2 separate regions of the Homo sapiens genome follow, and region 2 is linked to region 1. The links are chromatin loops, found by intact Hi-C in ENCODE. Cell type or tissue: dorsolateral prefrontal cortex. All regions are shown on one strand. Links, peaks and the distances in the headings refer to the core of each region. The heading gives the core; the rest is flanking DNA.

The links. Hi-C counts contacts between places; a loop is a spot of excess contacts. Peaks named below come from ENCODE experiments on the same cell type or tissue, not always from the same donor. Only the 100,000 strongest peaks of a DNase experiment are listed, where the experiment ranks them.
Region 2: a loop joins it to region 1, with 11 times the contacts of the local background. A loop is called at or near these places in 2 of 110 quality-filtered maps.

What each region holds. Positions count from the first base shown.
Region 1 is chr3:180,331,143-180,339,460 of GRCh38, forward strand. No RefSeq gene overlaps it. Among named protein-coding and RNA genes, the nearest start is that of LINC02053, 79 kb to the right of the region's middle. In dorsolateral prefrontal cortex, for the core only: no CTCF peak of the experiment used is centred there; a DNase peak (open chromatin) is centred at 4,118; H3K4me3 peaks cover 736 bases.
Region 2 is chr3:180,410,927-180,419,244 of GRCh38, forward strand. It overlaps LINC02053 (long intergenic non-protein coding RNA 2053), which reads left to right and starts at 3,247. Exons shown (of 2, transcript NR_132416.1): 1 at 3,247-3,531. In dorsolateral prefrontal cortex, for the core only: no CTCF peak of the experiment used is centred there; no DNase peak of the experiment used is centred there; H3K4me3 peaks cover 784 bases; H3K27ac peaks cover 478 bases.

The sequences.
Region 1 (8,318 bases), core at 220-8,219:
AAGCTAAGGATAATACCTCATAGCAGACAAAATAATGAGTATTTGCTAACAGCAGTCCTCATCTATAGCAGGATATACCTGCTATAAGACTATTTACGGTAAGCATACCTGGAATCTATGGATTTACAGACATGGGATCCCGGAAAATGTCATATAAAGTATGTAACTGAGTATAAAGTAGAGATGTTTCATGATCCAAACAGCTGTTCCTCCATAAATTTCTTAATTGCATAACTCATTAGAGATCTTATATATTAATCTGGGCCCTGAGCCCATCCTGATGCAGCAAGAAAAGAACCTTGTAAGGTTCACTGACTATTCCAGATTTCTCCTGCTTCACTATGACTCATGATAATTTGTATCCCTGAAATCATGAATAAAGCTTGTTCCTAGGCAAAATCTCAGATTCATGTGGGTCTTTATAACCCAATTCTTTGTATTATGTCACCACCCAATCATACTTATCACTTTTTTAACTGCAGTCTTGGTCCCTCCTTGAAGAAAAATCTTCTACTTAATTCTCAGGATTTAGTCCCTTCTCTATATTCCAGTTCTGCTAACTAGCTCTCCTGTTCTCTGTTGGCTGAAACTCTTAATGAACATGTTGAGGATCTCAGACTGTGTAGGACTAAGGCCTGCATTTTTCATGCCCATCTCTACCAGGGACCTGAGTCTTGTCTTGAGGCCTAGTACAATGACTGTTGACTTTTGTGTCTGTGGAAAGATCTGACTGGCTTGAATTACAGGCTTGGCTCTAAACATAGCATCCATTCCCAGAGTTTGTAGGCTCTGCCCTCTCTTTTGTATCCCAAGTTTTACCCACATCGAATCCCTTATACATTGCATTCTCCAGAGGACTTTGGAGAACTGTGGTGCCACGTTCTGGTGTCTCCTCAACAGCTGTGGATGGCCTTCTCTCTACCTCACTGCTAAGAGTAATTTTAGGTTTGTCCTTTCTTATTCTGCCTCTGCCATGCCCTAATATGGGACACAGACTGTATCTAATCATTAATTAATATCTCACCTCATTCATAAAACACAATACTCAATAATTGTCTGTGCACAGACAGCAGATAAAGAATCCATATAATGACTATAAATTACTTACTTATACTCTGTGTGCATCAGGCACAGTGTAAGAACATTGTTGTACACAATTTTAAATCTTCAACAAATATATTGAAAATGCACCATCATTTTAGTAACGAAGAAAATGAGACTTACAAACATAGTTTTATTCAACTGCATATTGAGAATTCAACAGAAACAAGCAATGATCTGATTTAGGGCATAAAGAAAGATGCTGCAGTGCTCCTGGAGTCCAGCAGCAATAGAGAAAAGAAAAGCATGTGACAGAAATCATGTCATATCAATTTTTTTCCTACTTCATCTAAATTCATTGTGAAGAGCTTCTCACCATTGTTCAAACTGCTTTGTTTTCTCTTCACTTTTTTGTAAGACATAACGAAAAAAATTAATTTAATCATTGGCTACGTGGTTTTCATTTGGAAGGTACAAATTAGACGTCACATAGCTCAAGACCCACCTTAAGAAAATTATTTACATTTATTTACCCTGTAGTCCTTTCAGTAATGGGTTTGCACTTCTACGCATAACCTAATTCATAGGCTACTCAAGTGAGAAGTTTTATTTTTACACTTAGCCACTGAAGAGAGAGCAAACTTGACAGAACTATCTTTAAAAATGAAAATGAAAATGTACTGATCATTAGTCAAACAAAAACATGACCTTTTAAGCAGACAAATGTAGAAATACATCTACCCAAATCCTTCTGGGGCCTTCAGCAACCTCAGAAGATTACTTATGTCCCTAGACAACATATTTTTGCACCAGATCTTAATCCTCTGAATGATCTCTGTCTGTATTTCAGTGCCCAGGAAATACACAGTAGGTGCTTATTAAATGTTTCTTAAAAAATACTTTTCAACTAAATTTAAAACATATCTTTTGCCTGCAGAAGAGGAAAGGAAAAGGGTGGAACAGTCAGAGCAGCAATAAAGGTAAGAAATGAACTCTTATAATTTCTCTTTTATTCTGAGTTCCTGTATCAACTATTAGGAACAATTCATTTATTCAACAAACATTTTTTAATATCTGCTTATGTGTTCAGAGGGCAATAAGAGGTGACAGGACAGACACTGATCTCTGTCCTTTTGAAACTACTGTGTACTGGGGGAAACAGCAAACTATGATGAAGATTGAGAAGGAAAAGTTCTTTTAATTGTGATGTTAGGGTGCCGATTTTAGATCTTTCCCACTTTCTGATGTGGGTTATAAATTTAAGGCTATAAATTTCCCTCTAAACACTGCTTTAGCTGTGTCCCACAGATTCTGGCACGTTGTGTCTTTGTTCTCATTGGTTTCAAAGAACTTATGTATTTCTGCCTTAATTTCAAGGATTATATATCACTCTACTACAAAGACACATGCACACACGTTTATTGCAGCACTGTTTACAATAGCAAAGACTTGGAACCAACCCAAATGCCTATCAATGATATACTGGATAAAGAAAATGTGGCACATATACACCATGGAATACTATGCAGCTATAAAAAATGAGTTCATGTCCTTTGCAAGGACATGGATGAAGCTAGAAACCATCATTCTCAGCAAACTAACACAGGAACAGAAAACCAAACACCGCATGTTCTCACTCATAAGTGGGAGTTGAAAAATGAGAACATACAGACACAGGAAGGGGAACATCACACGCCAGGGCCTGCTGCAGAGTGGGAAGGTAAGGGGAGGGATAGCACTAGGATAAATACCTAATGCATGCGGGGCTTAGAACCTAGATGATGGGTTGATGGGTGCAGCAAACCACCAAGGCACATGTATACCTATGTAACAAACCTGCATGTTCTGCACATGTATCCAAGAACTTAAAGTATAATAAAAAAACAGAAAATAAAAAATAATTATAAAATTTAAAAAAAGAAAAGGAAAAGTTCTGTATAGGAAAAGCAATGGGTGCTATGAGACCATCTAACAGATGGACCTAACCTAACATGGAGAGTTTGGGAAGTCAGCATTAGGATGTGACATTTAAGCTGAAAACAGTTAGATTTATCCAGACTTCAAAATTTGGTAGTGAGCCTGAATGAGGATTCAACAAACAAAATGCAATTAATCTGAGTAACTTTCATGAATAGTAGTTTCACTATTTATTCTTAATCTAAAGAAAATGAAAATTGACACAACTATTGAACTCTTAATAAATTTATTTCTTTAGAGGTATAGTACTTCCGAGAATTTTTTGCATATTGTAGAACTAAGTAACTAAGTAAACATACTGATATTCTTAAGAACCAAGTCTCTCACTGTAGAAGGATAAAACAAAGGGAATATACATAGTAAAGGAAGAATCCTGTGAAGTTTGGATTGTAATGGGAAATCCCGATATAAATTTGTGTGTGTGTCCCAGCTTTCTTTATTTAAAGGAAGCAATAAAGACCATTAACCAGGAGCATTACTAGCGCCCAAATCTAACTACTACAACAAAAAGATCCAGAGCTCCCTGGAAAATCAAAAAGTGCTCATATGGGGACAAGACAAAGGGACCCAGCAGCCACCTTAAAGAGGCAACCCTGGTTACATCTGGGACAATATAAGCATCAAAATAAATAGACAATAACTCATTGAGTAATTTAAGAATCCACGACTACATACTGATTTTATACATTTATATACACACAGATTATATATATATCAATAGATAGATAATGATAGATAGATCTATAGATAGAAGGAAAAGCTGTGCCTTACAATAGAATGCCAGAAAATACATATAGAGGAAACTATGGAGTTAGAAAATAACTATTTCTACTTTCATAATATATGTAAAAAGTTGATTCAGGCAAAAATAATTACTGTCTGCTAAATGTAAAGCCCTTGAAGGTAAGGGCTTCTACAAACAACCAGCACAGGATCTTGCATCTGGTAAGACGTTAACATGTTTGTAGAATTTAAACATCTCTCAAAAGCCTCGGCAAGAATGCCTTTGATTTCCAGGCACAGGAGAAGGAATGGACCTATCTACCCATGCCATGCTCTGGTGCAGACCCAGTTGCCAAGTGCTGAGAATGACCATTTGTTCTTTTTCACAATATAGGCACAAAGCCCAGGGCCTGTGAGCTTTTCAGGGGCTTACACAAACACTGGAGACATGAAAAACATGTGTAAATTGGCTTCAAAATAGGAAAAGCACCAAAGTCTAAATCAATAAATATTCAATTAAATATTTAAATAACGTATAACCTGTCAACCTCATTCTTAGCATCACAAACATTGTCTTTATACTTGAAAACAATTTTGAAGTTAGACTTTCTCATTTTGTAACTAGTGCAACCTCTTATTAGGTTTCTGTTTTTGTTTAACCTTTATTTTGAACTGAGAGGTACAAGTGCAGGTTTGTTACATAGGTAAAGTTGTGTCATGGGGGTTTGTTGTACAGATTATTTCATCACACAGGTATTAAGCCTAGTACCCATTAGGTTTTTTCCCTGATCCTCTCCCTCCTCCCACCCTCCTCCCTCTGAAAGGCCCCAGTGTGTGTCGTTCTCCTCTGTGCATCATCACTTAGCTCCTGTTATTTAGCTCTCTCATTATAAGTGAGAACATGCAGCATTTGGTTTTCTGGTCCTGTGTTAGTTTGATAATGACCTCCAGCTCCACCTCATATGTATAATCATTGTGAAGAAATAAAAACTGATCTTATTTATTTTTATTTTATTTTTTTGAGATAGGGTCTCTCTCTGTCACACAGGCTGGAGTGCAGTGGCCCAATCTTGGCTCACTGCAACCTCCATCTTCCTGGGCTCAAGGAATCCTCCTGCCTTAGCCTCCCTAGTAGCTGAGACTATAGGCACGGGCCACCATGCCTGGCTAATTTTTACATTTTTTCAGAGACAGAGTTTCACCATGTTGCCCAGGCTGGTCTTGAACTCCTGGGCTCAACTGACCCACCTGCCTTGGCCTCTTACAGTGCTGGGATTACAGGTGTTAGCCACTGTGCCCAGCCAAAACTGATTTTATTTAAATGAGTTACTTAAAACTCTTGATTGTCTTCTACCCCCTCCTTTGGGGTTTCCTGCTATACAATGATGGTATCAGTTAAGATATATGAGGTACCATGGATAAACATTTCATTTATGCACAGCCAAGTCATTAGAAAATACATGCCTAGCCAGCAAAAGTTTCCAAGCCCACAGACCCCAGTTTAGCCCCTATATAATGTCCCAAATTCTTACTCTAATCCATTGCGGCCAAAACTCCTCCCCAAAGCCCAAGATCTTCCCGCTGGGTTGGGGCTGGGGAGTGGTTCATGTGTGATTCCACGTTTAATTACTAATTTATTTTCATAGGGTCATTTCTCTTTATAAAAGTGTTATGATATACAGTATAATTACTAAGTTAATCAGAACGGGTATTGTGTAGCTTACTCTTAGATCTTCTCCTCCATTGGGTCAAAATCCAACCGTGTTCTTGGCTTACTCTTCTTTCAAAGGCATGAACACTGCATTTTCCATTTTTTTCTCCACATTTTGTATGGTGTTAACATGATATTTCCAACCTATACGATTTTTTCTTGTATTTACTAACAATGCATTTTATTTTGCCTAGCAAGCCTTGATATGCTTCTCTTCTTCAATGCAATACATTTATTTCTGATCAATTCTGCCATTCAATAGTAGTCAAATAATTTCAAAATCATATTTTAAATGTTATTTTAATCTTGCCAATAGAATTATATTTAATGGCATCTGAGTATATGTTGTTATTTTGATATTACTCAGGTGTGGGCCTCTAAAGCAAGAGTGCCTAGGACCTATGAAGGTCTTTAAATAGCCTCAAAGCTAAGGAATGAGCTAGAGAGTTTATACACTCATTTAGCAATTAGTTGACAGATTATTATATGCCAGAAATTCTATTAGGTGTTACTGGGCATATAAATGACTATAAAACACTATTTATATCCCTTAGGAGTTAACAATATAATTAGGGAGGGTGGAACTGACTAATTGTTCACTGATCTTTGCTCTCTATTTTTTTTTTTAATATTCTGCTAAGCTACTATCAGAGTTCCCCTACAATTAGGTGAGCCATAGGACTGAGTGTGGCCAATTGGAGTATGAGCGGAATGCATATCACCTCCATATGTGGCCACCAAAAGCTTACATGAGTGTCCTCACTTTCTTTTATTTTATCTTAAACTGTTGACCGGATGTGGAGGATCCATTGCAGGCTTTTGAAGTCCTAGGGAATAGTGATTACAGTAAATGAAGCCTGGACCACTGAAGTAACTGCATGGGACAGAGTTCTCCTCAACCCCCATGCCTATATAATGTAAGATGAGCAAGAATTAAACTTTGGTTGTTTGTACCATTTAGATTTTGAAATAGTTTGTTACATCAGTTAGCATACCCTGAATAATACTGAGAGACTAAACTCAATCACCCATGACTTCAGCTTTTAAAAACTGCTAAAATAATACATAAATTTTGAAGTGGTAGGAATAATTTCTGTTTGTTAGGTTATGTGAGGGATCTTCTCTCTAATGATGAACAGCACCTGAGGCAATTGTTGATGGAATGTCACAGACCCCACCAAACACAAATCTTCCTCTTATTATTTCTCCCTTGTCCTTGTCTTTGATGTGCACATTCCCATTACATTTTTCTTTCCTTTTAGCCTTAGTTTTCCAACTGTCTGAAAATCAGCTCCATATACTACCTATTTTTGTCTACCCCCTTAGGTTTGAATTTTCAAAATTTACATTCATCTCTTTATGCATAAGATATCATTCTGTTAATTACATATTATTCCCATCTATTCTCCACTATTAAAACAAGTCCTTTAGGGCTTATAAATTTTTGTTACCATGTATTGTTATTTTTAAGTATTTCCAAGGCAGACATTTATTAAACATTGACTTTCTACCAAGTAGCAATCTAAGGGAGTGATAGATTGTAGAAATTTAACAGTTAAGGACATGAGTTCCTAGATAACATTTATTTGGAATTTAAACCCCTGCTTTTCACTTACTACATGATCTTGGATAAATTATTTGAGCCTCAATTTTCCTATTCTAAAGTGGAAATAATGACACCTGCTTCATAGAGTTGGTATATGTATATGGCTTAAATGAGATAATACACATGAAACAACAACTTTATAGTGGGGACTTAATGGATGGCAGTTACCAATATTATTATTACCATGGTTGTAATTAGTATTCATATATCTGAATTTTTAAAAATTCTGCCCACAAGGGGCTCAGCATCTAGTAATGGCCCTTTAATTGGCCATAATCAATGAAACATCATTACTTTTATTTCTTGACTACATAGACCTTCTCCTTTAGAAGTTCTCTGTAATCTGAGAGCAAATTAATCAAGTTGAAAGAATTTGTCTGTATTTAGTTCAATTTATTTAAGCTTGTAATTTTACAATATTTTTTGTAGCTCTATTGTATAATTTTTCTTTTTTGGTGACATTGTGATTTCAAGTGAGGAATTGCAGTCAAATGACATTTTTATCATTGTCTTTTATAGGTAATAAACATGATAGGCATAAACAGATTAACACTGTACTGTGCTTAAGAATGCTTAACTGAAAATATATCAATCACTTAGTGTATTCTGGCCAGAAATTTGGAAAAATGTATCTACTGATTCTGAATACTAATTAAAGGCTTAAATTACAATGATAATTCTTAGATGGTCTCCCTGCCCTCTTCCAATCCATCCTTCTACTACCTTCTCAGTGATCGTTAAAAATGCAAATCTGGTCATATGACTCCCTGATAACCTTTCCCTCCTCATTATTATAAATTACCCCATGACTTCATATATCATATAAGGTCCCTCATTAGGTAATCTCACTCACCTTTCCAGTTTCATTTATGCAGCTCCTCCATATTCAGCCTCAGCCTAAACTAGATGGAACTATTTTCAGTTCCCAGAATATACAATACTTTTGTTCAAACTGTTTCCCCTGGCTAGAGGCCTTTTCCACTTGTTTCCCAAACACCTACATGATTGGGGGACTCAAACCTCTTCTTTTGGAATTCCTTCTGCATACTTCCACTGCTTTCACCAAATAGAATTGAGCTCTGATTCATTTGTGCCCAAATGTTACCAGTAAGACTTTATGGTACACCCTTGTGTTTATATCTGTCTTGCCTATTGGCTCTATGAAGGCAAAGTAGGGATTACTTCAGTGAATAAGCCCTGTAGATCCTGTCCAGATGATCATCTCATAAATCTAAACCACATCTCTAGCTTGCCATGCTT
Region 2 (8,318 bases), core at 152-8,151, 80 kb after region 1:
ACTTATATCATCCCCAGATAAAGGCAGCTGGTGAGGTGGAATGTTACATTTTCTGAAATTTTTTCTATCTTTACATTAAACTGAGTCTCATATTGGAAAAATGTAATTCACATGGAAATATAAAGTTCATATTTCTTGTACAATGAGGTTTTCTTCATTTTTTTTGGACTGAGATTTATATCTGCTACATGGGATGAGTTCTGTCTGATTCTGACTTAGTACATGCATTGGCCTCAGATGCAGCCTAAGTAGAGGTGGTCCAAGACTGGAGTAGAGGAGGAGCGGAGAGGTGCAATGGCCACCCTGCTATATAATTCTGCAGCTCTCTCTCTGACTGGATCTCAGAGCTCCTGCACATGTATTCTGTGTGCATATGGCTGAACTGCAGCCACATTTTGGCATAAGCATTTTACAGACATTATCTCTTTCCTCACTGCAACCCTTTCCTCATTGTTAGTAGACAGATGAGGAAATGGAGGATCAGAAAGTTACAAAATTATTCAAGTTCGCGCAATTACTAAGTAAGGATGTGCACCTGAATCAGCCTGGCTCTGAAGCCCATGCTATTTCTAACCCCCAGGTGGCCTCCATGGCAGGGTGCAGAATCAATTTTCAAGGAAATGTGACTGACTGGAAAAAAATGAGTCCTAGATTTTAAGAGAATCTTTTTTATATAATTTATCCCAAGGGGGAATGTAAAAGGGGACTTCTTACTTTGTGAGTGTGATAATGCCAGAAAAGGTTTTTTCCCCCCTATTCACTCATTCTACAGATATTTTTGAGCACCTATGATATGCTAGGTGCTGTATTCCCAATAAGGTTACAGCTGTAAGCTCCCACTATGGAAGCCACCCTAGTGCCAGACCCTTACTCAGGGCACATATTTAAAGCCACGAACATCCCTCCTTCCCTCAGAGCTCTGTTTAGGGAGACCAGAACTGCTTTACAGCACCAGGAGGGAGCAGGCATGGAGGAAAGGAAGCAGACTCACTTCTCTGAGGAATGAGGATCTCCTAACTAGTCTCCTTACCTCAGTTTATCCTCTTTTCCTATCTGTTTTTACTTCTTTCTGCTAGGATTTTGTTTCTAATACATATATTTCACTACTTACTCAACTGCTTTCCAGACCCCATATGAAGTTCATAGTCTTTAGCGTGGGTTCACGGCCCTTAGCTATCTGCCCTGACATCTCTCCTCCAACCTGTCCCTACTTCAGTTACACTGTAGTACTCCTCGTTTCCCCCAACAACTTGTGCATGCTGTTCTCATAGTGTTCTCCTTAGTCTTCCATTGCATGCATTTTTCAAATGTTTTTCAAATGTGAGGTCATCTAGGAAATCCTTCAGGATCCCTCTCTTCCTTTATGGAATCAATAATTCCTCTTTCCAATTCCATATAGCTATTGTGTCACACTTCTACCAAAGTACTTACCACATTGATTATATTAAATGGACAATACTGATCAGGAGAATTAGGGGAAATCCATGGCATGGAAGAATAAAAAGTTTCAGAATTAGAAGAGATGCAATGTGGAAAGTCAGTGAATTCAAAGGAACATGTATATATCAGGAACATCTTAGAGAAACACATCAAAAAAAGATTTTAAAGGGAGAAGCTGAGGCTGGGTGACGTGGCTCATGCCTGTAATCCTAGCAATTTGGGAGGTCAAGGTGGGTGGATCACATGAGGTCAGGAGTTCGAGACCAGCCTGGCCAACATGGTGAAACTCCATCTCTACTAAAAATAAAAAAATCAGCTGGGCATGGTGGTGGATGCCTGTAATCCCAGCTACTCAGGAAGCTGAGGCAGGAGAATCGTTGAACCCGGGAAGCAGAGGTTGCAGTGAGCCAAGATTGCACCACTGCACTCCAGCCTTGGTGACAGAGCGAGACTCCATCTCAAAAAAAAAAAACAAAAAAAACAAAGGAGAAGCTGAAGACTATTTATAAACATATTGCCAGGAGGTATCCTGACGTGCCCTGAGAACACTATCGGACCTCATGTTACAGACAGGGCTGAAATTCTCAAGGTCCACAGTCAGTCTCCTTGGTAATAGACTCCTTCACCATGTCATGGGCATCATAATGGGAAAAACCACTTGCAAATGAATTGGTAATCAGAGTTGGAGCTATATGTGATCTAGTTATCTTCACCTTTTAACAAAGGTCTGGAGAGATTTGAAGAGGTTTGTACCAAAAACAATGAGATCCTGAAGGATGAATATTAGATTATATATAATAAAAGGGCACACTTTGGTCTGCATATTCAAGATATTTTTGGGGAACATTGCATATCTGTTATTTCTCCATGTACATTTGTTGATGAGAATACTAAGTCAGGTATTTACTAATTACCAGGTATTTATTCAGCACCATGATATCTCACCTACTCTACTCATTAGTCCCACTGCCAGGAAAAATAATACTTAAACCAGAGTGTTGCTTAAGCATTTTACATAATTTCTTTTCTTACCACAACTGGAAATGGTGGAAGTCCATTCCCCTTGTGACCTAAGTTGGGTTGGGGACTGGAACCCACCACTTAAATTTCTCAAGAGGTCAAAAAATTGGCACATAGGCAAGGTGCAAGGTTGTTTCTGCAGAGACACTAGCAACACAACTTGACCTGCACTAAGGGAAATGCAGAGAAACTAGAATAGTGCCTGGCATAAAAAAATGCAGGGATAGACTAATGCCCATGATGGGGTGTTGGAAGGAGATGCAACATTTAAACCAGTAAACATTTGCTTTATTACAGAGACAGATCCAAAATAGAGAGAAACTTTCACAGCCCTAAAAAAATCTGGGGATATCCTCATGAATGAATAGAACTGGAGTTATCTTCAGAAGTGTGGAAAAAGATAAAGATGCCCAAGGTCCACGACCAAAAAGAGTCTACAAGCAAGGTGTGGTCAAAGTGATAAGAGTCTAAAAAGACCAAGGGAGAGAAGAAAACTTGCAGAGAACTAGCAGATCATCATAGTAAACTCTGCTCAGGCCATTTTGGTACTGGAAATGACAGAGAAGCCAGAAATGGTAGCCATGCCATGCCATGTCATGCCATTTTCAATGACAAAAGAAGGAAAGAGTTTTCCCTTTCTCTTCCTAGTCCCCAAGGAGAGCGGCTGTAAATAGTAGTATATTAGCTATGACAACTGGCAAATAGCTATGCTGTCCCTATGTCATGGCTGCTTCTGTGGGTACCATTGTGACCCCAGCATGAGTCAAGATGATTATCAGAATGTCTAGCAGATTACCCAGGCCTTGCACCTGGATCAATGGGCTGCCCTAATGAAGGATATCAAAAATGAAGGGGCAGCTAAAGAAAAATAAAAGACACCTCAGAAAGTAGCCTGCCTCTTTGACAAGGGACATGCCTTCAGAGGAACATAACAGAAACCTCTGAGAATTGTCAACAATAAAAAGACTGAGCAACAAGGGAAACTGGTAGGAAGCCAAAGGTTTTAAGAGGTGAGAGTGGAGAAATGCTGTGCTTTTATTGATCCTCTCCAAAGGAACACCTTTAAAAAAGGTTAGTTGCAAATAAAGTGTTTTAAAGAAGAAAAGTTTTGAAATTGTAAGTGCAGTGCTAGTTAGAAGACAAAATTTTAAACTTTTTAAAAAAATTTTTAATGTGTGTGGCTTAAATCTCTGTCCTTACAGATAACAAACTCTAGACTTTGAGATTCTGTGAGTTTATAGAAGAATGAAAGTCAACTGGATTCAAATTAATATTCAGGATTTCATTCCTCCTAAATGGAAACATAGCATTTCCATTTGTAAAACAATAACTAAATGTTTCTGAAACCTCTTTGCAAAACAAACAAGAGAGATTAGAATTTGGGCTATGCTTATAAGAATTGTTTAAGTTATATATTTTTTCATTTTTATGGACCATTGTAATTGATCTGTTGTTATAAATTGACTTATATTTTAAATCCTTATTTTTGTGTGTTTGGCTTAAGTTTGTTTTTAGAAAGTTAACCAGATTAAAGAGTAATAAAAATGGGTAATACAAGAAAATCATTGCATGACACTCTGTGTTTAACAATGATTATCTTATAAATGTCCTTCAAAGCTGAAGTTTTTGGGAAAAATCATTTAGGGAATATTTTGGAATCTTCCTTTGGAGTGTATAGAATCTGTGGCTCTGGCTGAGAATGGGTCCTGGTCAATCTTCTCACCATCTCTAATAAAATAATTTTAAAGAGATTTACAAGTAAAAAAAGGTTATTTCTTTGAAAATTTTAAACTATTAAAAATTTAAACCTTTAAATTTAAGGCTAAAGAAAGTAAAAGTGGTAGAAACTTAGATAAAATTAGATAGGTTAGGTTGCTTTTTAATTGAGGATTTCTTTAGCTCATTGTCCAAGTTGAATAGAGAAGTACTTTTTGGAAAGGGTAGAATAATTTGTATAATTTTTAAAGGAAGTTATGTGATTTATATAACCAACATGTAACACACATAGATAACACAGATAATGCTGTACTTTATAGCAGTTTCAAATATAGACTAGTACATATCAATATTCTCTGGTCAGGTTTCCAGAGATCAATTTAACCTGGTCTCCAGAAAAAAAAAATTAAGACAAGATGGACAATATAGTTTTAAAATTACATTTAAAAATAAATATTGAACTTCTTCCAATCTGGAAATCAAATTAACACAAACAATTCAATTACCATAATGGTGCAATGAGAAAATATGACTTAAATCAACTATGGAAGCTCACTCTGCATTGTCTGGATCTCAGATTCCTGCATTCTCTCAGTGGGAAAGGCTACACCTGAACTCAGATCCTCAGACTTGTGACTCTTTTCCCCAAGCAGAAGGGTGTGAAACTTCCCACAGGCTTCAAGTTCTCCAGATGCTGGGCAGCTGAATTTCACAGAAATCTGAAAATAGCTGCCATCTATACTCAGACTGTTTGGCACCCAAATAGTTTGTCCCTCTATGACCCCACTCCCAACTCATAAGATTGCTTTCAGGGGCCTCGTCTCTTGAATATAACCCTCCTACATATGGCCCTTTGCCCCAGATTGCTTTTCTGTAAGATGATGAGAGGACAGGGGTCTGTACTCCCCTTCATACTGGTTCCCACATCCTAAGTTTTTTAATAAAGCCTTTTCCTTAATGTGTACCAAGTGATGAAAACTTGACCTTTGCTACCTTGCATAACAATCCTCTAAGAACATTTTATATACAAAGAACAATTGGAGTCTATGGTAAAGGGGTCTATTCAGTAATCACATTGGCGTGAAAAGAATATAGATTACTTCCTTGCCATGACTTGCACTCATTATTCACAGATTCCATGGTTACAGATTCACCAACCTGTTAAAATTTATTTGTAACCACCAAACCAATACTCAAAGATGTGTTCATGGTTATTCACGGACATGCAGAGAATAGCAAAACATTGGAGTCCACTGACATTCATATGCCCAGCTGAAGCAGAACAAAGAAACCCTCTGTTTCCCTGTTTCAGCTCTCATACTGTAAACAAGTGTCCTTTCTGTGGTTTATTTAGTGCCACACTTTTCACATTGTTGTGATTTTTGCTGGTGACTTTGCTATTTACAATAGTCCCCAAGCATAGTGTTAGATTGCTGTCTAATGTTTCTAAGAGAAAGAAGGCTGTGATGTGCCTTATGGAGAAAATAGATGTGTCAGATAAGCTTCATTCAGGCATAAGTTATAGGACTGTTGGCCATGAATTCAGTGATAATGAATCAGCAACACAGGACACCTACAAAAAGAAATAGAAAATTTGCTGATCTGTTTATGAAACCACTCTGGAAGTGTTAAAGTAATATCTACAGTGAATGATGAAATTATGAAAAAGAGGAAAAGTAATTAAATTTGTGGATTCATGAGATGACAACCTATTTTTAAAAAACAAAGTGGACAACACTGTTGTGAGTCTGAAAGCCAAAGAAATTTATGATCATATTACCCAGAGTCAGGAAAGTGTTTAACCCTTCTTAGCTAGGTTGGCTGGCTCACATGTTTTAAAAGGCAATACAAAGTCAAAAAAGGCTAAGCTTGCAGACAAGGCGGGTTCCGCAGATCAGGAAGGTGCAGAAGAATTTTTAAAATAACTGCTAAATGTGATACAAGTAGAGGGTTATGTAGAAAAGCAGTTTTTCAATGCTGATTAGACTGGCTTGCTTTACAAGGACTCTGGCAAACAAATCTATATAATGCAAATGGCATTCCAGTTGGCAAAAATATTACGATCAGAGGCTCATAGGAACTTAACCTTACATTTTCCCTATGAGCAACAGTTCACTATTTGCTAATTCAATTGTTTGTGATGACTCTGTAGAACATTACTGACTCAAATAAAAAGAATAAACTATATCAAAGTCAGTGTAGTAGAGATGTGGTTTTCATTTAAATGCATAGTTGCTAAAATGGTTCTGCTGAGTTTAGCCTGTCTTTATGGAATAGGAGTATTTCATCAACCCTGAGATCTTTTGTCTCCCTCTTGGCTAATGGGTGTTTCTCAACCCTTTAACATTCAAAGGGAGCTGGGCCTATTGCTGCAATACAGGCAGTTAGTAGTAGTAAGTACTTTACTGAGGATAAGTAGATGCCCTTAACTAGTGAAACAATATGCTCAAATGAAAGTCTCCTGTGTGAAAAAATCTGAACACTATATACACATTCAAATTTTGGAGGAAACCCCAAAACTGCACACACACACAAGCATATATATGTACACACGTGTATACGTGTGTGTGTGTGTGTGTGTGTATATATATATGTACATGAGAGGTGACTGACATGTCCATGTTATTGGAAAAGATATATTAACAGAATACCACAGACTGGGTAATTTATAAATGGTAATCTGTAGGCTCACAGTTCTGGAAGCTGTGAAGTCCAATATTAAGGTACAGACAGGTTTGGCAATTCTGATTTCAAGATGGTGCCTTAATTGCTGTGTCCTCTGAAGGAGAGAAAAGCTTCATTCCCACGTAGTGGAAGGCAGAAAGGCAAAGAAGCAATAGGAGGTCAAGCTTGCCCCTTTTGTAATGGCATTAAACCCACCCAAGCAGGCAAAACCCTCATGGCTTATTGTTTCCTAAAGAGCCCACCTCTTAATGCTGGTATAATGGCAATTAAATTTCAACAAGAGTTTTGGAAGGGACAGCACCCCACACAAGGCAGAATGTAAGTACATGCAAACTGTATGCACACACCTCTTTATCTCTGGTCATAAGAGGTAGGAGAGGTCATTCCTCACCACTGCCTCCCCTACCTCCTGTAGAACCATGATATCCCACAAATTCAACATGGATATATTTAGTTATAAAATTTACAATCCATGGGGTTATAATGGAATATAATGCTTAGAGTCAACAAATATGTATATCCTTTTTCTAAACTACTTAACACTTATTAAAGTACACCAAACATAGTTTAATGAAAAGATAAAAGTCTTTCAGTTAGAAGGAAGTAGATTTAAATAATGGCTCCCTGATAAGGATTTTTACCAAGTTAAGAAATGTCTATTGATGTCAGTATTATCATCTCTAAAAGTATAGTACTACACTTCTACCTTTGGCTATGTTAAGCTTGAGATGCTCATTAGACATCCAATTTCATATATATATATATGTCTCCAATTAGATGGGTAAGCAACTGGAAGGTAAGCAACTAGAATTGTGAGTCTGAGATAAAGGGGTAGATCTGGGTTGGAGATACATTTGGATATTGTCAGAACATAGATAACAACACTATGGGACTTTTATGGCATCTCTTAAGCAATGACTGTGGATAGAGAAGAGGCCATAGGACAAAGCTGAGGTACTCTAATATTTAGGAGTTGGGAGGATAAAAGGAATTCAGCAAAAGAATCTTTTAAAAAAGCAGTCCATAGATAGAAATAAAACAAAATGTTAGTGATATCACATAAGGCAGGTGAATAATGGGTTTCAAAAAGGAACAACTGCCAATTGTGCCAAGTACTGATGAGAGGTTAAACAAAATGAGGACTAAAAAACTGATCTTTGTATTTGGATATGTACGGATCACTGGTGATGAGCCCTGGTGATTCTGACAAGAGCAATTTTGGTAGAATGTGGGAACAAATGCCAGATTGGATAGAAGAAGAATAAGATGGCAAGTATGGACAACTCTTTCAAGGAGTGTTTTGTAAAAGGCTGCAAAGAAATGAGGCAGAAGTAGGGTGAGGGCTGAAGGAAGGATTTTTTTTAAGATGAGAGATATAACAGTATAGCAATGATCTAAAAAGATCAACCCTGATAATGTAGGAGGCAAGGAGGACAACTGCAGAAATAAAGTACCTG